Regions from separate parts of the Homo sapiens genome. Here regions 1, 2 and 3 are each linked to region 4. Evidence: chromatin loops called from intact Hi-C (ENCODE). Cell type or tissue: A673. All regions are shown on one strand.

What was found. Peaks named below come from ENCODE experiments on the same cell type or tissue, not always from the same donor. Only the 100,000 strongest peaks of a DNase experiment are listed, where the experiment ranks them.
Region 1: a loop joins it to region 4, with 5 times the contacts of the local background. A loop is called at or near these places in 56 of 110 quality-filtered maps.
Region 2: it touches region 4 in a loop (12-fold over the local background); 22 of 110 quality-filtered maps call a loop at or near these places.
Region 3: it touches region 4 in a loop (5-fold over the local background); 2 of 110 quality-filtered maps call a loop at or near these places.

Annotation. Positions count from the first base shown.
Region 1 is chr3:126,196,198-126,201,197 of GRCh38, forward strand. All of the region lies in intron 1 of ALDH1L1-AS2 (ALDH1L1 antisense RNA 2), which reads left to right. It also overlaps a transcript of ALDH1L1 not described here. Among named protein-coding and RNA genes, the nearest start is that of ALDH1L1, 18 kb to the left of the region's middle. RefSeq lists an enhancer at 2,141-2,190. In A673, a CTCF peak has its summit at 2,225 (motif pointing left); DNase peaks (open chromatin) are centred at 2,224 and 3,264; H3K27ac peaks cover 2,354 bases.
Region 2 is chr3:126,257,648-126,262,647 of GRCh38, forward strand. No RefSeq gene overlaps it. Among named protein-coding and RNA genes, the nearest start is that of ALDH1L1, 80 kb to the left of the region's middle. RefSeq lists an enhancer at 579-1,486. In A673, CTCF peaks have their summits at 1,979 (motif pointing right) and 3,496; DNase peaks (open chromatin) are centred at 1,144, 2,014 and 3,484; H3K27ac peaks cover 4,059 bases.
Region 3 is chr3:127,452,972-127,457,971 of GRCh38, forward strand. No RefSeq gene overlaps it. Among named protein-coding and RNA genes, the nearest start is that of LINC02016, 65 kb to the left of the region's middle. RefSeq lists an enhancer at 1-97 and a silencer at 2,624-3,053. In A673, CTCF peaks have their summits at 2,783 (motif pointing left) and 2,984; a DNase peak (open chromatin) is centred at 2,760; H3K4me3 peaks cover 389 bases; H3K27me3 peaks cover 3,828 bases.
Region 4 is chr3:126,131,675-126,136,674 of GRCh38, forward strand. ALDH1L1 (aldehyde dehydrogenase 1 family member L1) reads right to left here. Exons shown (of 23, transcript NM_012190.4): 12 at 3,861-3,988. Among named protein-coding and RNA genes, the nearest start is that of ALDH1L1-AS2, 46 kb to the right of the region's middle. RefSeq lists an enhancer at 164-981 and a silencer at 2,579-2,658. In A673, a CTCF peak has its summit at 2,642 (motif pointing right); a DNase peak (open chromatin) is centred at 2,677; H3K27ac peaks cover 1,199 bases.

The sequences.
Region 1 (5,000 bases), 65 kb after region 4:
CCAGGAAAGCATGCAGTTTCTAGGGCCTAATATAATAAGCAGTCACAGCTGGAAGGCAAAACCGACCTTCAAAAATTAAGGGTCTCATTTTTATACCATTTGGTCTGGTCTAAAGAACAGAGCCTTAGATTTTGAGAGGGATCTATCCATTTCCAATGCCTGGGATTCCATGAAGAAAACAGCTTTTTTTTTTTTTTTTTTCCAAAATGGGGTCTCTGGCACCTCTTATTTTTCCCAAAGAGCCCAAGGCTGTTAGAGCTTGAATATCTGCTTTTAATTAAGCTGAATTTTAACCATAGTGCTCTTTCTAAAAACTCCTTTTAAATTTCTTATTACCTGACTTTAGCCAGGCCAAATGGCCAATATTTCTGGCTTCTGAACTTTACCAATGGTAACCTTACAGATGAAACCAACAAAGCTCAACTAAGGATATGACTTAACCACAAGTGTACTAGGTATTTTCAAAGAGGTGGTAAGCAGTTTTTACAAAACCTGGAATTTTTAAAGGTAGCTCAGAGAAAGGAAGATTTAAGAAGGGAAGCTAGAGGTTGTTCATGGATGGGAAGAAAATCAGGAAGTGGTAAAAGTCACACAGGTGTTAACCAGAAAGTACTCATTCTCTAAGCTTGGAATCAAACCCAGGCCACCAATGTGAAAGGACAAAACCTTAGCTACTGAGCTACAATACTGGGCAGTCTCCATCGCCCTTCCCAGAAGGAGTCTAGAGTAGTTAATTTTGAGCTTGCAAAGCCTTTCAACTACTCAAGATAATTTTTAGAGTTTGCTGTGACATGAACCCTAAAATTCCTATCCCCTGGAAGGCAGAGACCAAGAGAAAGTACCACCACGAAGTTACAAGTTCAAGCTACCAATGACATAAAACAAGATGGAGACCTAATCCAGTTTTTGTTTGTTTGTTTGTTTCAGGGACCTGCTGCAACACAAAAGAAAAAAAATTAATGCACTCTAGTGTATTTGTTGTTTATTTGGAATGTACCACTGTAAGTTATCTTTAGTAACGTTTCGCTGTTTCTGTAAGACTTTGCTGCCTCCCGGGCCTAATGTATAAGCCAGAAGGAACTTGGTTTTCCAGAAATTAAGGATCCCATTTTTACCTAAAACATTGGCTTTACTATCAGGTTTCCTAGATTAACTTAGCCAATGAATTTTTTTTCCCACCTAAACGCACAAGAAAAATGAAACAAAAGAGTAGAATACAAAAATCCCTGAAAATTTTTAAAAGCCAAATTTTACACCCCCTGCAATATTACCATTTATGACCAGTTCCTTTCTGACCCAGTCAGATGTAAGAGTCCTCTAACTGGATCCAAGCCAGTTAATTCCCAGATCAAATCCATTCCTGGACCCAGTCCAGTTTCTGTCATGACTTCCAAACCCAGCTTGGATCAGAAATTTGCTCAAAGAAACTGAGAGCTCAAAACACAAATCCATGGAGCTCCGAAATCCGAGAGAGAATTTACCCACGATCCCCAGCCATTCTGAGAGATCAATGGACACAAATAGGTCCTGCAGTTACCTTGCTTGTTCACTCAGTACTCCTGGGGGTCGCTAGAAGCTGTACTTTGGATCCCGCTTCTGACACCATGTTAAAAGAAAAACTTCAGCCAAATTAAATTTAAAAAAGTTTAATTGAGCAATGAACGATTCACAAATTGGGCAGCCCTCAGAATCACAGCAGATTCAGAGAGACTCCAGGGTTGCCTCGTGGACAGAACAAATTTATAGACAAAAAAAAAAAGGAAGTGACTTGCAGAAATCAGAAGTGAGGTACAGAACAGCTGGATTGGTTACAGCTCGGCGTTTGCCTTATTTGAACACAGTTTGAACACTGAGTGGTGTATGGGTGGTTGAAGTATGGCTGCTGGGATTGGCCAGGACTCAGCGATTGTTACAGGTGCATACTCCTAAGTTAGATTTTCAATCTTGTCCACCTATTAAGTTAGGTTGCAGTTCATCCACAAGGACTCAAACATAGAAGTACAGAGTCCTTCTCAAGCCATATTTAGTTTGCTTTAACAGCTTATTAAAGTGGGGTTTGTGAAAGATAAAGTAGCCCCAATATTCACCAGCATGGTACACGTTCCCTGCTTGTCTTAGCCTCTGTTTCTCATTATTTATCAAAAGGCATCACAGGCAACAGCTAGCTGGAGGGTCCCTCCTGCAGCCAGGCTGATTGTGATCTCATGGACTCCCTCTAGTGGGCAGACCATCCCCGCTGAAAGGAGGAGGCTCCTTGGTAGACTTGGATGACTAGGCAGCCTCTCTCCCAGGGACCTGGCTGTTTGCAATGTAGGCAGACATCTTGGGGTGAAGGGTTTCTTACTCTAGGTTCTTTAGGCTGTGGTTTAAAACAAGGAGAAGATGGTCCCTTTGGCTTTGGCCCCTGTAATTGTTGCAATTGAAAAGACATAAGCTTATTAGCTTTTTGTGCTTTTTCTTATTCTGGAGTCCTTTGAAAATGCTCAGCTAAAGCCACGAATTCAACCATGTCTGTCATTCCCCATCCAAGTTCATGCTTCTTAATGCAACTGCTAAATTCGGGACAACGTTTGTTTATAAATAGAGCAGTTAATGCCATTTTAGTCCCTACAGGAAATTCTCCTTGCTGTCTTTTGAGTGCAGAATGTTTCACAAATAGTGTTTCTAAACCAGCTCTGCAATATGAAATGGGTCCGTCCTTTTTTCACCTGCAAGACTGTCTGACAGATGGATCCTTTTTTTGTGGAGAAGACTTAGGAACTGAATTTAAAAGGTTTTCAGTGTTCTTCCAGCTTGTTGTAGCAAGAAGGTTTTTTAAGGTCTTTAATATCCCCTCGGGTTCTCTCTATTCTGCTGCTTTCATACACCTTTGAGCTTTACCAAGTCCCAAAATCAAGTGAATAAATTGATAAAGTCAGAAGTTCCTGGATCATAAGCTCCTATGGGGATTCTAAATTCCTAGGTAAACATTTGAGGATTTTCTCTTGCATCAGGAAAGTATCTTATGAAGGCTCTAAGTTCAGCTTCAGAGCATGGAGTAAAAGTGGTTACAGCAGGCAGGCCTAGGTGTTCAGAGGGTCTCACTTTGTAAGACAGTTGTCCAACCTCTCCTTTTCATTTTCCTCAAGATGGAAAGGTACTTGAGCAAAACAATCAGTGGACTCAGGGTATTGAAGTAATGGCAAAGACAGCAAGGAGCAGTCAGAGTTAATTCAATTCAATGAGCGGCAGTCCTCCTTCCTCTGGTCCTCAGTTTGCTGATTAAGCTTTTTATTTGTCTCCTGGGAAGAAACCTTTAAGTCAGACACTCTTTGTTTAATCTTTTACATGTTTCTGCATACCAATTAAAAATGCATTCCGTTGTTCTTGTGGGTTTTTTCTCTTTGTATTTCTAATTTTTCCCTGAAAATAAACAATTTTATCTAAATTAAAACTTCTCAGCCAGGCACAGTGGCTCATCCTTGTGATCCAAGCACTTTGGGAGGCTGAGGGGGATGGATCACTTGAGACCAGGAGTTCAAGACAAGCCTGGGCAACAGGGTGAAACCCCATCTCTACAAAAAATACAAAAATTAGCTGGGGGCGGGGGGTGGTGTGCACCTGTAATCTCAGCTACTTGGGAGGCTAAGACAGAATAATCCCTTGAGCCCAGGAGGCAGAGGTTGCAGTGAGCCGAGATCGCACCATTGCACTCCAGTCTGGGTAAAAGGAGTAAAACTCTGTCTCATCAAACAAGCAAACAAACTTCCCCACTGTGGCTGCTGTAACTCTAAATTATTTTTGGTAAGGCTCACCCATTTCTCCAGAAAAGCCCTGATTCTGGGTCCATAGTTCATATACAAGAAATTGACTAGAGTCCCAGATGGGGGAGTTCTAAGCTCCTTGGATCCCAGTGAACCCATGATTCCCTATCTCCTAGGAACCCTACCTACCACACCCAGTTCAGTTTCTTCTTGACCCAGCCAGACATCTGAAACCTCTATAGGATCCAGTCCAGTTTGAAGATTTCTGAACCCAGTCTGGATCAAATTTCTCAAATAAGCTCAGAGAGCTCAGAACCCGAATGAGTGGAGCTCAGAATCCGAGAGGGCTCAATCCACCATCCCCAGTTCCAGGGGATCAGTGGGCACAATGGGCCTGGTGGGTGCCTTTGCTTTGCCACCCCCTGCTCCTGGGGGTCACTATGCTCCTCTTTGAGTTTCTTCACATTCACTGATCTGTTGAAAAGGGAAAACCTCAGGCAAGCTTAAATTTATCAGGTTTATTTAAGGGGAAAAAAACTTGCAAGCTGGGCAGCCCTTAGAACTAGAACAAGTTCAGAGAACTCCTGCCTGCCACATGGTCAGACAGCATTTATGAACAGAAAACCAACATGGAGCAAAAAGAACAACTAAGTTGGCTACAGCTCAGCGTTTTATCTCACTGGGTCGGCTGACTGCCTACTATGACATAAGGCTCAAGCCTTAACTAACCAAACTCAGCTATTTGTTGCCTTAGTATACTCTTAAGGAAATTAGTGACATTTAGCATGAGTGACTCCATATTGGCTTGGTCTGCTGGATGCAGGAGAGGAGCCTGATTCAAATCAATGGCCCCTACAAATGTTACTGAAGAGTTCTAAGGAGGGTTCCTGAGGTGGCTGTGGCCATGAGGGCCCGCTTGAGGCTGAAGATGGGAAGCACACACATTCTTATATTCTCCATTCTCTGCAGTTGGTGTTTGCTTATTCCTGGGCTGGCCACCACCTTTTGTAATTGCTGTAGCTTTTTGCTTTATTTTTCAAATTATGTTATTAAAAATTAACTATGCACTCTTTGACCCAGCCATTCCACTTCTGTGTATTTTACCCAAGAGAAATGAAGATATACATCCACACAAAGACTTGTAGAATGTTCACAGCAGCCTATTCACCATAGTCAAGACCTGAACACAAGTCAAATGCCCACCAATTGGAGAATGAATAAAAAAATTAATACTTTTATACAGTAGAGTATTATTTA
Region 2 (5,000 bases), 130 kb after region 4:
CTTCTATGTGCTGTATACACACTCACAACATATGCTATGTGTGCACACAAGCATGAACACACACTGGTTCATATGTAAGGCTTGCATATTGTTCTACAAGTAGCTCTTTTTTCCCCTTCATATATCACGAAACTATTTTCACAGTAGCACATAGATATGTACCTCATTCCTTTTCATGACTGGGTAGCATTTGTATTCACTAGCTTCTGCTGTATAACAAACCATCTGTGTTAGGGTCTCCAGAGAAACAGAACTATAGGGGTATGTGTGTGTGGAGAGAGAGAGAGTGTGTGTGTATGTGTGGATATGTGTGTGTATAGATCGATAGACATGTACCTACATAAAGTTAAAGAAATTGGCTCATGTCATTGTGAGAGCCGGCAAATGTGAAATCTGCAGGGCAGAGTGGCAGGCAGGGGCCCATAGAAGAGGTGATGTTGCAGCTCAAGTCTAGGGGCAGTCTGCAGGCAGAGTTCCTTGCTTTTCAGGGGACCTCAGTCTTTTCTCTTGAGACCTTCAACTGATTGGATGAGGCCCACCCACATTTTGAAGGGTCATCTGGTTTACTTAAAGTCTACTGATTTAAATGTTAATCTCATCTAAAAAATATCCTCACAGCAACAGCTAGACTGACTTTAACCCAAAATTGGCTACCACAGTCTAGCCAGGTTGACACATAAAATTAACCATCACACCGCCCAAAAACATAGCAACTAAAAACAACGATTTATTATTGCTTATGAATCTGTAGGGTGCCAGCAGGGGCAGGCCTTCTGCTGGTCCATCCAGGAGTCACTCGCATGGCTACTGTCACCTGTCTGCTCAATAGGGCTAGTGGGGCTGGGATGGCCTCTCTGGCGTGTCTGGCAGTTGGTGCTGGCGGTCGACTGGGGCACCTTAGTTTCTCTCCACATGACCCCTGCCCTCTGAAGGCTGGACTGGTCTTTCCTATAGCACGGTGGGCTCAGGGCTCTCAAAGGGTGAAGGGCCCCTCCAGGCCCGAGCCCTGGACTTGCACAAGGCCACTCTGGTACATTCTGTGTGTCCCAGGCCAGCACCTGTTGGAGGGTGGGAACCACATCCCCAGCCTCCTCAGCAGGACAGCAAAGTCACTTTGCAGAGGGTGTGGCCACAGTGGGTGTGACTCATCTATCCTCATGTGCGCCATCAGCCAGCTCCCCTCCCTCAGTTCACTTTCCATTTTTTGCTCTAAGAAAAAATACTTGCTCCTGGTGGGGCCTGTGTGGTGGCCTCAGGCAAGCCCTTCTGCAGGACAGATTCACAGAAGTACAACTGCTCAGATGCTCAGAGGCCAGGCAGCTGCACTTCCTGTGATGGGTGCTGCTGACACTTCCCCCACCCCCAGTCTGTGTGCCCCTCCCACTTGCACCTTGGTGTGAAAGGCCCCAGGTCCTCCTCTCCTCTGCCCTCAACAACCCATGGGCTTTTCTGTGTTTGCCAGTCTGGTGAGTAGCAAGTGACACAATAATATAATTTATGGTTTTAGTTCCTTGGTACTGGGGAAGTTGAGGGTAGTTTCATCTGTTCATATTGCTTCAATAACCAGAAAAATGTACAAAGATATCTACATTTTGAAATTAAAAGGTATCAAAAAGAAACAGGCTTTGAGAATCCCTGTGCCTCCACACTCCACACAGGGGGAAATTCAGCCATTTGTGCATCCTTTACTTGGGTTGGAGAAGGTTTTTCTTTTGTTCTTAATCTCAGAATTCCAGATGTCAGACCTGGAAGAGCATAAAGACCTCCTCGCTGAAAGCCCCACTTTATGCATGAAGAAGTGGGGCCCCCGGGAGGGCGCGGCCTGGCTGGTCTCACAGTGGCAGGTCCCAGCATCATCTGCTGAGGGGAAAGGGCTCTTCTCCAAGACTGGACAAAGCTTGCAGCCCCCAAGCACCCCAGGGACTGGTGTCTCCTGGTGCCTATCTAATGGCCTTCAGGTCCTGCACGGGCCCCACAGCCTGACCAGCGGGGGGCAGTGGAGGGCTGCTGATGGCCCCAATCCCGGTCTTCTGGAAACTCTTGCAGATGGGGTCGGGGGATACGGCCGTGCCCCCATGGCTCAGGTTCTAAGACGGGGCACAGACAACCCAAAACCACTAGAAACGCCTTAATAACTTGCCACACAGAGAGCGATGGGCCTCGCAAAGTCAACGCTGTTGGGTTTTCCTCCACCCTTGGATCGGATCGCTGTTTATGTAGCTCAGCGGAGAATTTCAGGACCTTGTTGCGTGAGCCATACCTATTTTTACACACTAGCGTCAGCCTCAGGGTGACAGTGGAGATCCAGGACGGAGACCTACTGTGGGGCAGGAGGTGCCAGGTTTCCATCCGTTGTGGCAGAGCACCTAGCATGAGTGCCACATCTCCCTCCTCCCTCCTCCCTCCTCCCCTCCTCCTTTTCCCCTCTTCCTCCCTCCTCCATTCTTCCCCTCTCCACCTCTTCCTCTCCCTCCCCCTTCCCTCTCCACATCTCCTTCCTCTTCCTCTCCTACCTCCCTCCTCCCTCCTCTATTCTTCCCCTTCCTCCCTTCTCTTCCCCCTCCCTCCCCCTCTTCCCTCTCTACATCTTCCTCTTCCCCCTCTGTTCTTCTTCCTCCTCTTCCCCATCCTCCCTCTAGCCCCTTCCCTCTCCACATCTTTTTCTTCCTCCTCCCCATCCCTCCTCGCTTCTTTCTCTTCACCTCTTCCCCCTCCCCCTCTTCCTTCTCCCCTCCTCCCTGTCCTCCTTTCCCTCCTCCTAACCCTAATCCAAGACTAACCTTAACCCAAACCCTCCTTGTCCTCCTCTCCCTCCTCCTAACCCTAATCCAAGCCTAACCTTAACCCAAACCCTCCTTGTCCTCCTCTCCCTCCTCCCTTCCCTCTTCCCTCTCCTCCTCCCCCCATCTTCTTCCCCTCCTCCTCCTTCCCCTCCTCCTGCCTAACCTCCTCCCTCCTGTAATCTTCCCCTTCCTCTCTCCTCTTCCTCCCCTTCTTCTCCCCCTCTCCCTCCCCCTCTTTCCTCTCCACATCTCCTCCTCCCCTACCCCTCTCTTTCTTCCTGCCTCCCCTTCCTCTATCCCCCCTTCCTTCTTCTTCCCTTCCTCCCTGTTCTTCTCCCACTCCTTCTCCCGTTTCCCCCTTCTTCTCCCCCCTCCTCCCCACCCTTCTTTCCTCTCTTCATCTTCCTTCTCCTCTCCTTCCTTCCCTCTTCTTTCTCCCCATCTCTTCCCCCTTCCCCTCTTCCTCCCCCTACTTCCCCTTCTTTCTTCTCCCCCTCCTCTCCTCTCCCTTCTCCCCCTCCTCCCTCCCTCCTCTTCCTTCTCCCCCTCCTCCTCCTTTTCACTGGTCTCTCCTGGGCTCTCAGGGTGTGAGTTTTATGTCTTCCTTTTCCTCTGAATCTTAGACTGTCTGTGTGTATAACTGATTGTGACCCAGTTCAATGTGTGGCTGATGCAAAGCCCCTGTGTGTGCGCCCTCCCTGGTGGCCCTTTCATCTCATTGCACAATGCAGAGTGGAGTTGCATCATCTCAGTGGCCCGGCCAACACAAAACTCAGCACACCCCAGGGCTTTCTGCTGCCTCTTGAGTAACTGTTCTCTGGCGGGCAAGGTGGGGCTGGGGGGTCTGAGACCCTCCTGCCAAGAGCAAGGCCCAAGCTGTCAGAGCTTTCTTTCCAGCCACTAGCATGTGGCCACCGCCACTTCCTCTCGTGCCCCCCTCACTCCCGCCAAGCCCAGCTTGGGCCACCCTGTCTCAGAGCCAGGGGCTCCCAGGCAAGGCCCCAGCAGAAAAGGCCCATGAAGATCGGCTCTCCATAGCTTCTCTAGGATGAGCCCTCTGGACCCCCAAGCTGAATGCCCCCAAATCCAGGCCTGTGCTCAAAATATAAGGCAAAATAAAATAAAATAAGCTAGAAGATGTTCACATTTCAAACTTAGATTTGTTTCCACAAACCAAAGACCTATATGCAGTGAGGATGAGTTTTAGCCCACAAAGGTGCGCATGTCATTTTAATGCAATTTGTTGCTCAAATTAATCTGTCTCCGTTTTCTATTTTAATTTAACCAAAATCCCAGTCAGTTCAGGGACCTCCACCCCTTTTCCTGAGCCCGTGTCCCAGCTGGCTTATCTACTGCCGAGGCGTGTCCTTGCCCTAGCATCTGCTGACAATATTGTCATTCCCTTCAGCTGTCGTTGTAGATGGAGTCTGCTTTTCCTTTCTACCCAGCATCACCTGATGAGTCCAGCCCTCTCCAAGCTAACATTGCACTCTCTCTCTTGTGTTTGAGAAACACTTTGCTGTTGGTTCACTTCTCCTCCCTGTGGGAAACAGAATACAGCCCCTCAGCAATGTCCATGTCTTGATCTCCCTAACCTGGGAATATGTCACCTTACATGGCAAAGGGAGATAAAATTTGCAGGCGGCATTAAGGTTGCCAAGCAACTGACTTTAAGGTAGGCAGATCATTCTGGATGACCCGGGTGGACACAAGGTCCTTAAATATGAAAAAGCAGGGCAGGCGAGCCAGTGGAAATGAGGTGATGTGGAGGAAGGGGCCAGAAGCCAAGGAGTACAGGCAGCCTCTAGAAGGGAAAAAGGGAAGGAAACAGAGCTTCCAGGGGGGAATGCAGCCCTGTCAACAACTTGATTTCAGCCCAGTGAGACCCACCGCAGACCTCTGACCTCCAGAATCATTAGAGAGTGGGTGTGTGTTGTTTGGAGCCACTAAGTTTGTGGCTATTTGTTACTGCAGCAGCAGGAAACTAATGCACTCCCCATTTTACAGATGAGTAGACTGAGGCTCAGAGAGGACAGCGAAGTTGTCTAAAGTCACAGAGGAGATAGATGACAGAGTTTCCTTCAAGGTGTGGCCAGGGCAGCATGCAGTGCACAGGTCGGCTGCACACACTAGGCCTGGGATTTAGCCTCATCTGCAGACCACACAGAGGGCTTACCATCAGCATCTCAAGGTTTAACCATAGGTCAACCAAAATTG
Region 3 (5,000 bases), 1.3 Mb after region 4:
TACTCAGAGTTGGTTGAAGGGGCGTCTAATGAGTGAATATGTGCTGTGTACCAGCCCAGGGCACACACACTCTACACACTGCTCCCACCTCTTCCCCAAAAAGGAAGCAGAGGGTTAGGCCAGGAAGAGCAAAACAGGGGCCCAAGAGCCTTGTTTGGCCACAGTCTTGTTTGTGGGCTTGCATGTGCTGCTATAAAAATGTAATTTAAAGGCCTCTTGGACAAGACCTGAGCTCCCAGAGCATCCTGGTACCCACCAGTCCCTGGAGGCTCACAGCTGGCCACTTCATTCATGCCTATCTGTTACTCTGCAACTCCTAGAGAAACCCTCTGCATAGCTCTGAAAGATGAAAGTCTGTGCTCACCCCTAGCCCTCTCCAAACCCAGCCAAAACCCCACGTGCCTTCTTTGCCCCAGCTCTGATAATATAGTGTTTAAAATCCAGTCCATGTCCAGCTTTCCACTGAACTAGGAGCACCTAGACGTGAGGCGCCACATGCTACCCCTACATGAGAAGAGGTAGGCTCTTGGTAAATATATTTACTCATTCGACAAAGAGGTGTTGCAGCTAGGCTCTGAAGACACAGCTGTGAACAGTTTTGACAAGAGCCAAGTCTTCCCAGAGCTTAAGGACAATTAACACTTCAATAAACAAGATGGCTTAAGATGGAGAAGATAAAACAGGGTGATGTGCTGGGCCAGAGTCGGTGAATGAATGAATGGGCAAATAGCAAGAATGCAATTTTCAGTCCAACAACACAATAGGAAAATGTTATTGCCTCTAACAGGTAGGAAGATGAACCAGTGAAGAAGATACTAGTATTAGTCCCATGGTCCCAGTGAGGAATCAAAAGTATGGGGTCATACCTAGGGTCTAATCAGCCCTCTGAGTAGAAGGGCAGGGGATATACCAACTCCTCAGATAAAGAAAAATTATCTCAAAGCAGCCACCTTTTAAAAGTGTCTACTGCCAAGCTTCTGCCAGACACTTTACCCACAGGATCCTCTAGACAACTGTCTGATCATCTTTATAGGTAAGGCCATCAAGGCTCAGAGACTTGCTCAAGATCACCCAGCTGGAAAGTGGCAAGTCTGGCTGGCTCCAAGCACTGTGTGCTTTCTGGAATAGTGGGTGCCCCCAGCCACAGAGCCATACCACCCAACTTCTCAGCCTTCCAAAGAGAGCTGCCCTGAGGACCCAATCAGCCCACAGCCTGCAGCTGCTGTGCCTGCAAAACCTGCCAAGTAGCCAGGCTGAGGCCACACTCTGCTAGCCAAAAGCCCAGTGTGGCAGCAGTACCAGGGCCTGGGCATTCCTGCTCAGCTTGGGGCTCCTCTGTGGACAGTCTATCAGGGAGTCCCACTGGGCCGGAGAGATTTTCTCAGAGCTGTGCTGCAGGCTAACACTCTTCTTACCCAATCTGCCTGCCTTATTCTCTCTTCTTAGAAGGCTCAAACCCACAGTATGGTCTCAGGCAATCCCCACCCACTCCTGCTCCTTCTCCTCTGGATTTCTTGCAGGTGATTCCTGCCATAAATCCCTTGCACTTCTTGCTCCGTCATCTTGGCATCTGCTTTTCAGTGTTCCTAACTGGCACGACACATCATCCAAACCACAAGGAAGACTTCTCAGTTATGGAATCATGCAGTACATGGCATATGAGGGTGGCTCCTCTGTGCTTCTAAGGTTCCAGTGGTGGAGAAACCTCTGACAGCTAAAGCCTGGAGCCCTCTGACCATTTGCACAGCAGCCTGGCTCAGGGGAGCAGGTCCAGGCTGAGAGTCAGACAGGGCTTGGTGTCCCTGCAGCAGCTCCTTCGGCTCTCTGGGCCTCAGTCTTCCTCATCTATAAAATAGGCGTGCTGACACTTTCCCCGTAGTACTGTCTTAAGAACTGGATAAAGCACCTGCTTTGAAGGTCAGATAACCAGGAGTGTGGGATTTTAGATCCATGTCACTAGAGTCTAGATGATCAGAGTTGGAAAATGTCATAGAGCCCTACATTTTCATTATTTGTGTAGGGAACTGGGAACATGGAAGGGAAGATCTTAGGCAAGCAGGGACGGCAGGCCACAGCAGAGGCAGGCCAGGTCCCGTGGCCCAGCCCGGAGCCTCAGAATGCCTTCCATTCCCATTCAGCACCAGCTTTGCCCGCAACCACAGGGAGCCCAGGCCAGGATCCCAACCTCCCCCCTTTCCCCAGGCAACCCAGGGGGCATGGTGGGACCAGAGGGAGAACCCAGTAAGACCTGGCATTAACATGAAGACTATCTGTGGGCAGTCAGAGGCGCCCAGCCTGCAACAGAGGCCAAAGGGCAGGCGAAGGTGGAGGAGGCGGGGTGCTTTTTCTCCGCTGGTCCCATCACTGCTAATGTGGTCTCAGGGCCTCCTCTCTGGAAGAGCAAACTGACCTCCGGAGAAAACAGTTGGAACAGGAAAAACAGAGAGATGCCAGGGACCCAAGGGGCACTCAGAGACAGGGTCAGCCCTTATTGGAGTTAGAGAGGCAGACAGAAGACAGAGAGGCCCAGGGATGGAGAGGGGAAGTGCAAAACAGATGGCCGGGGAGGGATGCGGAGGAGAGGCGGAGGTGTGCGCTGGGGGAGAGGACTACCGACGGCGCTGGCGGTCGGGATGGGCTGGAGCGGGCTGCAGTCGGGGCTGCATCGCCGGGTCCCAGCATAGCGCAGGCTCGGCGCCGCACCCGCAGCCTTTGTCCTGAGCTGCAGAGGGTTCCCGCGGGCCGCCAGCGCCCCCTGCCGCCCCCAGAGCGCCGCGCCGCAGCCGAGCGGCCCCTAGCTGTGCAGAGGGGACCGAGCCCGAGAAGGGACCGAGCCCGAGAGGGGACCGCGAGGGCGGGAGGGAAGCTCCGCGAGCCGGCGCCAGCGCCACGGCCCAAACCCCAGCCTCTACAGGTGCTCACTGCGCGACTGCCTGTCCCAGGCGCTCGGGCTGGGCGCCCTCTCTAGGGCCTGGGAGCAGCGTGAGTCCCGGGGGCGGCCCGGCATGGGCCTCCCACCCCAGGAGACGCCCTTCTGGCCTGGCCCTCCCAGTCGCCTGGGCAGGACTCGGATGCCCGCGGGCTGCAAACCTCTCCCCCGTGAACCCAGCAGGGAGGCCGGGGAGGCACGCTGCTCCCCCTCTCAGCCTTGCCCAGTGTCCAGACCTTTCAAAAGAAGCCAGAAAATTCACGTTTGCTTGGGAATCCCACAATTCAATAGCTTTTCAAAACAGTGCGGGAAGAAAAGTGGGTTTGGCCCACCAGCAGCCGGCGGGCACCCTCCCAGCCTCTTCACGGACTCTCCTTCAGGTTTTGGGCGCCCGGCCCCACTAGAGTCATGTGGGCATTTCCTTCAGATCTTCCTCCACTTAAATACACTTATTGAAAAAGAAAACTCCTTTTCTCTTTCCCTATAGTAATTAGAAACTCAGCGTCCTGTGGTGTAAAAGCCAGGTAGCCTCGGAAGTGAAACAGGGCAATTAGAACAGACACAGGGCCTGTTCCGCCCCACCCTGCTGCATCTGGTGGACAAGCCCCCGGGGCTGCTGATGACCCATGCCCTCTGACCTCAGGGGAGGGGCGGGCCGACGACAGGCCTTTCTAGAAGGGCCCTACAAGCGGCTTCAGGGAGTCTGGGAACCAAAGCAGCCACCCTGTCCATGGCACTGTCCGCCCCTGGCACCACGGCCCCACCGGGAGTGGAAGCCGCCAGGTGAGGCAGGGGTGGTTCCCTTCCCCGGGGAACAATGTGCAGAAGGCATCGGTGCCTGCCAGAGAGGAAGTGGGGAGGTGGGGAGACAGAGCACAGAGAGTGACTCAGACCCGAGGGCGAACCAGAAGCTGCCCGGAGATTCCCACTGTATGGCTTCCTGCAGGATTCAGCTGTGGAGACTGAAGCCGGAGGGCCTGGGGGGAGCCGCAGGAAGCGGGTGGGCGGGGGCCGTCTGCCCCTGGACACTCAGGACAGCCTGGCTCACCACGGGGGAGGAGAAGCCAATGGAGACAGCGGGGACCAAGAGGGAGGGGGTGGATGGGGAGCCTGGGGAGGAGCGGAGGGACCCAGGTCCCCTGCCTTACAGGACGACCAGCACAGGTTCCAGGTCTCCAGCCAGCTACAGGGCTTCTTAACACACAGCACTCCCTGCTTCGAGCCTTCCGGGAGGCCCCCAATCCAGGATCAAGACCCAGCCCCGTCACGGCCTGGCTCACGAGGCCCCACTTCAACTGCCCCTGACCTCTCTGCGCCCCCTGCTCCCGCCAGCCCTGCCGGCCGCTGCCCTGGAGAAGGAGCTGCAGATGGATCCCCAGTGAGTAGGAGGCAGCCGTGTGAGTCAGGCAGCGGAGGGAACGGGCTGCATCGCGGAGAGGAGGTGCGAAGCAGCGCGCCGTTTCCGGGCTCTGGAAGCCGAGCTGCCGAGGCGTAAGCTGGGAGGTGGACATGACGGGGGAGTGGGGAAGGGCAGGCGGCGGGACGGCCACACAGCGGAATATTATGCAACTTATAAAAAATTTAATTACCTGCCTACCAATAGACTTAAAGGGATTTCTATAAGGTATTATTGGGTGAGAAAAGCAATTTGGAGATAAGAATGTAACATACGATCCCATTTTTATAAAACAATGGGCAAAAAAATCTGTGAGTTTGTGTGTATATATGTATATGTATATAGGCCTCTATAGGATTTTATTAACACAAAAGAAAATACAGGATACATGCTAGGTTGTTAACAGGGGTTTTCTTCACGGAAACCTATTGTGGGGGAAGGGGAACCAATAAAAAAAGGATCTGAGAAATAAAGACCGCCCTTAAAAGATGGATGACTGCAGCTAACCGTGTCCCCAACACCCACCCCTACCAAAGCTAGACATGGGGGAGTGGTCTCGACTATCCCCTTCTCCCCATCCCAGCATCTGCTCCTCTCAGGTGGCAGCCAGCCACTAGACACCCCCCAACACACACATGCACGTGCACACACACACACACACACAGACCCAGCCCA
Region 4 (5,000 bases):
TGATCCATGCAATGGGCCAGCACCGTTTACTCCACCGGATAGCTGTGAGGATGACACCCTCTGTCCCTCTCTCCTTTCCTCGATCTTCCCTCGCTTCCTTCCTGAAGTATTTGTGGATCCACTACTTTATCCTATTCCTCCGAAATTATCCTGCAGAGGCATTCACCCACTTGCTGCAGACAGCAAAGGGGTCATGGCCCAAGAGGCTGCCCTTCCTGTCTTCGGAAAGCTTGAACCAGGAGAAAGTCCATCTGTCTTTCCAGCACCAATAAACCAACTGTTCAGTCCAGGATGGTGGGGGCATGCTCCTGAGCCTGGCATCTCCAGAGATGGAGAGGTGGCCCCATCCCCATCACAGAAGGGCTGACTAGGGAGCAACGTGGGGGCTGACGCGTTTACACAGACTGGCTTCAGCCTGAGCATGCCGAGGTCGGGTTGCCCTCCCTTGATTCTGACGGATGTGCAGCTGTGGGCAGCCTGGGAGTTATGAGGGTGCCCCTCTCATCCCCTAGGGGGAGGGTGGACAGGGAAAGTGGAGACCACAGGCCCAGAGCAAACTCAGCCTTGGAGACAGGGCAGCTCGGGCCCAGAGGCAAGTGTGGGACCAAAGCCTGCCAGCCGTTTCCCACACTGCTCCCCTCTGCACCCAGGCACCATGAAGCCCACACGCACCCCAGGCCTGCTCCGGTCCTCACCTGCCTACACCCACCAGGACCCGTGACAGCTGTCCACGCCACTCAGGATGCATCTGCAACTCTGTGCCTGGCCAAGCAGCTCCTGGCCATTTCCATTTCATTCTGGGGCCACAAGACCCCAGCTCCTCTGCCTCCCTCCTCCTCCTCACATCGGCCTCTTCCAGGTGCTCAGGTCAGTCAGGCCTCCTGCCTTGGCTTTTAGGGGCTGTGTTGCATGTCTGGGCCCCCTTTCCACACTCCTGTTTCTCCTCTTAGCCTTCTGTACTTGTTTCAGACACGGACTCAATGGGAAGCCGACCCAAATCCCCAACCATGTTCTGACTGATCAGAGCTCCCTGTCACATCCTCTGATAGCCTCCTCTGCCTTTCTTCACTCCCCCACCACTACAGTTTGTAACAGACATTCAGGTAGATGATAATTTCATCACGATTTGCCTGCCCACTGGAATCCAGGCTGCAGGAGGCAGGGCGCTGTCTGGTTCCCTGCTCTCTGCAGCGCCCAGCTCCAGCACAGCACTGGGAAGCACTCAGCTCAGGTTTGCTGCATAAAACCAACTGAGCGAGGCCACCCTGGGCAAGGAGAGCCCATGCGTAAATCGGTTCCTGAGAAAAACCGATTTTGTACAGCAAATAGTGAAAACATCACCTAGCGGCCGATAGAGGACTAGGCTCCCCAGCTGCGAAGACAGGAGCTGCCTCTTTGTTATATAAATGAGACCCATTTGCTCCAAAGCCTGCTGGCACCAAACTCAAATTTTCCCACTCCCAGTTAGGCTTAAAGTAGCCCAAACAGGTACGTTTTTAGCCACTTAGGGCCCGCTGCTTTGCATACCCAGAGGAACCTCAACCAGCAGTTGTTGCCCATTGATAAAACAGGGCCTTGGGGTGATAAGGTGAAAGCTGCTACTGCCCTTGGCAGCCCTCAGACCCAGAGGCTCCCACTGCATCACTGTGTGTTGTCACCTGGACATGGAAGCCCACACGGCAGCCTTGGGACAGTCTCACTGCTCGTCTCCTGCAACCCTACCCAACCTGCAGCCCACTAAAGCTTGTGGTGTGCCATGCCTCCCCTGCTCACATCCTTCTCCTTCATCAGCCCCAATCCTTTGAATCCCCCACATTTCTAGATAATTCCACCTGTGTGTGACATGGCTGTGTCATCAATCCAGTTCCCAGGACACACTTTCTAAAGTATCCATCACCCGAGTGCACTATTCGGGAAGCTCTGAGAGGCTGCCTTGCAGGACTATTCTATTGTTAATTCAGTTAGGCTGCTGAATTCACACCCTGGCACCCATGCTCCCCAGAGCCCAGTCCCTGGGTGCCAGGGTAGCAGTGCAGGAGAAGTGAAGCTGCTGCCATCTCCCTCTGAAGGTCTGCAGGGCAGATGCAGGGGTGCCCAGCAGGCTCGGCCGGCCCTACTGACCACCAGCAGCCTGGACCACCGTCAGATTCTCAGCCGTGGACCACAGTGGTATCTGGGCAGAGCCAGCAGCTCCCCCACGGTCTTTCCCAGGAGCTCCTCTTTGTGGCCCCACTTGGCAGCTGGATACGGCTGCTCCTACTCCCTGGAGGTTCTATCCTGTCTACCAGGAGTTCAGGGGACTGCCTAGGAACCTTGTCTAACTCTCCCTCTGGATCCTTCTTCCTAGCTTCCACAATTGTGTAATGTCTGATTCCTGCAGTGAATTTCGTGTTCCCTAACACCCACGGTGGTCCCGCCACCCTGACAGGGTGCTCTGCAGCCATTTATCTGGGAGCTCCTGAACTGCCCCCTCCGGGACACCTAGACCCAGCCTCTGCTGTGCTGAGCTGAGGCAGAACCAGTAATGGGCACTCCCAGGTCTTCACGGGGCCTGAGAGTTTGCATAGGACAGGAAGGGGTCCACTTACAGCTGCCCAGGGTGCCCCCCTCACTGTCATTATGGGTGAGTAGAATCTGTTATGATACAAGCCACCAGATGGCAGCAGAGGCCAAGGGAGGGACCCCACGCACGCTGTTGGTTGTGCGGTCCACCAAACGCGCACGCAGGGCCCAGGCCAGAGGTTCTCCCGCCACCTGTCGTGCTTGTTTCACAGCTCTTCCTGACCTCCAGGAACTCTAGGGACCACTTGGCGTGGCCAGTGCCTTTCTAGAATTGAGGGGCTTGCGAAGGGGACTGGAACCTATGAAAGGCTGGGCATGCCCGACCCCCACAGCCCTCCCTGCCCCAACCCTAATCTCCATTCGGTTTTGCAGACCATGCTCTTGCAACCCCTCTCTCTAGTTTCCTGCTGCTGGGCTGCCCCGGCTTTTCTGGCCTCTGGAGTATAACAGAAACAGAAGCCATTCTGACCGCAAGGCCAAGGCAGGGTCTCTCCTGCCAGGTGAGGAGCTTCGTTGGGACCACGCCATAACTTGGCTTCGCACCCCTAGACGTTCCCAGGACCCCAGCGAAAGAGCCAGGCCCCAAGACACCTGTGTTCTCGGCTCATCTGGCCGCACCCTCTCTTCTCCCAGGAACATCACTCCACCTCTGTGAGGGTGACTGCTCCTTCCCGCCAGGCCCTGTGGTTCCAGGGGCACAGCACCTCTCTTCCAGGCCTTCCTCTCACTCTAAGGTCATAAGCTAAAGTCATCATAAGTCCTTGCCTAAGACGTCTGAACTGGAACTAAGGAGAGAAGGCCCCTTTCTCCCTGGCTTAAATTTTTTTTTTTTTTTTAATAGAAAATGTGAAACCTATAGATTCCAGTAGTCAGAGCCTGGCTGAGCAAGCAGAGACCAGGCCAGCCCTTCTCTGGCCCTTGCTGTCTTCTGCGTGCAGGAGCTAAGTCCCCTCCAGCCCAGGCTGGTGAGGGAAGTGCTTTGTCTGCCTGGGAGGCCCAGCCTGCGCCCACTTTGGAAGCATCCCTTGGCTTCCGCACCTCCTCACCTCCACCAGGCACCTCCCCTGAGCCCACTCTGCTGAAATGTCTCCTGTTTCTCATATCCCTTCCTCTGAGAAGCCTTTTCTGAGCCTCAGGCAAGGAGCCCCAGCCTGGCCCATCTGATGGCCTCGGTCCCATAGCCTCCCCAGGACCCAGCTCCTCCTGGCAGGTAAAAGGGCCTCCACAGAAGTCCCCCCCGTGCCACTGCCCAGAAGCTGATGGTGGCAGTGGCTGGCAGGTACATGTTGGGCTCCCACCTGTACATCAGCCGGCCCCGGTCCCGCGCACTGATCTTCCCCCACCGTCCATTCTCAAAGGCATCCTTGGCTGCGGCCACTGCCTTGTCGACGTCGGTGACTTGGGCCAGGGATACCTGGCAGATGACCTATAGTGGAAGCAGAGCCATGACAAGTTCTCCCTAAGCCAGTTGCACACAGATACCCCTGCCTGCTTCCCTGGCCTCCTCCTGGGGCCCCAGTGAGGCGGCCCCTGTCCACATGAGCAGGTGTGGAGGAGAAGCATGGCCAAAGGACAACCCTGGGAGGGTTTACACAGGAAGGGAAGACAGGGCCCTGGGAGAGGGCTGTTTGTGTGTCTACACCCCAAGGTCCCCACCCTGTTCCTGCCCTGAGTGTGCCATCCGTGCAGGCTCCCTCACCTTGGTGCCTGCTGGGTGTGGTGAGGGGAGCCGGTGGGGTGTGGTGAGGGCAGCCCAGGGAGGGCAAAGCCAGTGCCTCCTGTCTGCCGCCACAAGACAGCCATGCCCCTTCTGCCAAGGCCCCATCCTCAGCCCCTCCTGATGCTCCGTCCCAAGGGCACCGCACTGTCCTGTCTGTGTCCCTACCCCCTCCCTCTCCCTTTGCAGATGAGTCTTTCATTAACTCCTCTCAAATGACTCATTTTGAGTGTGCTCTCTGTCTTCTGCAAGGACTTGGCCAATTCTATAGGATGGACAGGATAGAAAAATGTCAGTATGCAGCCATAAAAGCAAGCCCTGCTTTGAAACCTGTGTTTTGGATATGTTCACGTGTGTATCTACCATAGGCGTGCTTTGGCTCATGATGCCACAAGGTCACAGTCAAGAAGGAGTGGCAAACACAGGACTCAGGTCGAAGAAGAATGTCCTAACGGTGGAGGGCTCAAGTAGTAGACAAGGTAGTCTCACACTGGGGCTACTGCTGAAGTGTGCAAGTGTGGCAGTGGCCTAATTTCTTCCTTGGGGTAGGAGGAACTCTGTTCCCAGTCTCTGAAGCAGGTGCAAGACCCTTCCGAGCCCTCCTGCCACCTGCCACCACCCTGCACCTCCTCTCCACTCCACTCCAGTAAGGTGGGCTGGAAACGACCTGGCATTCTTTCCCGTCCCTCTCAAAGGCACATGTCCAAGCAGAGACTCTCAG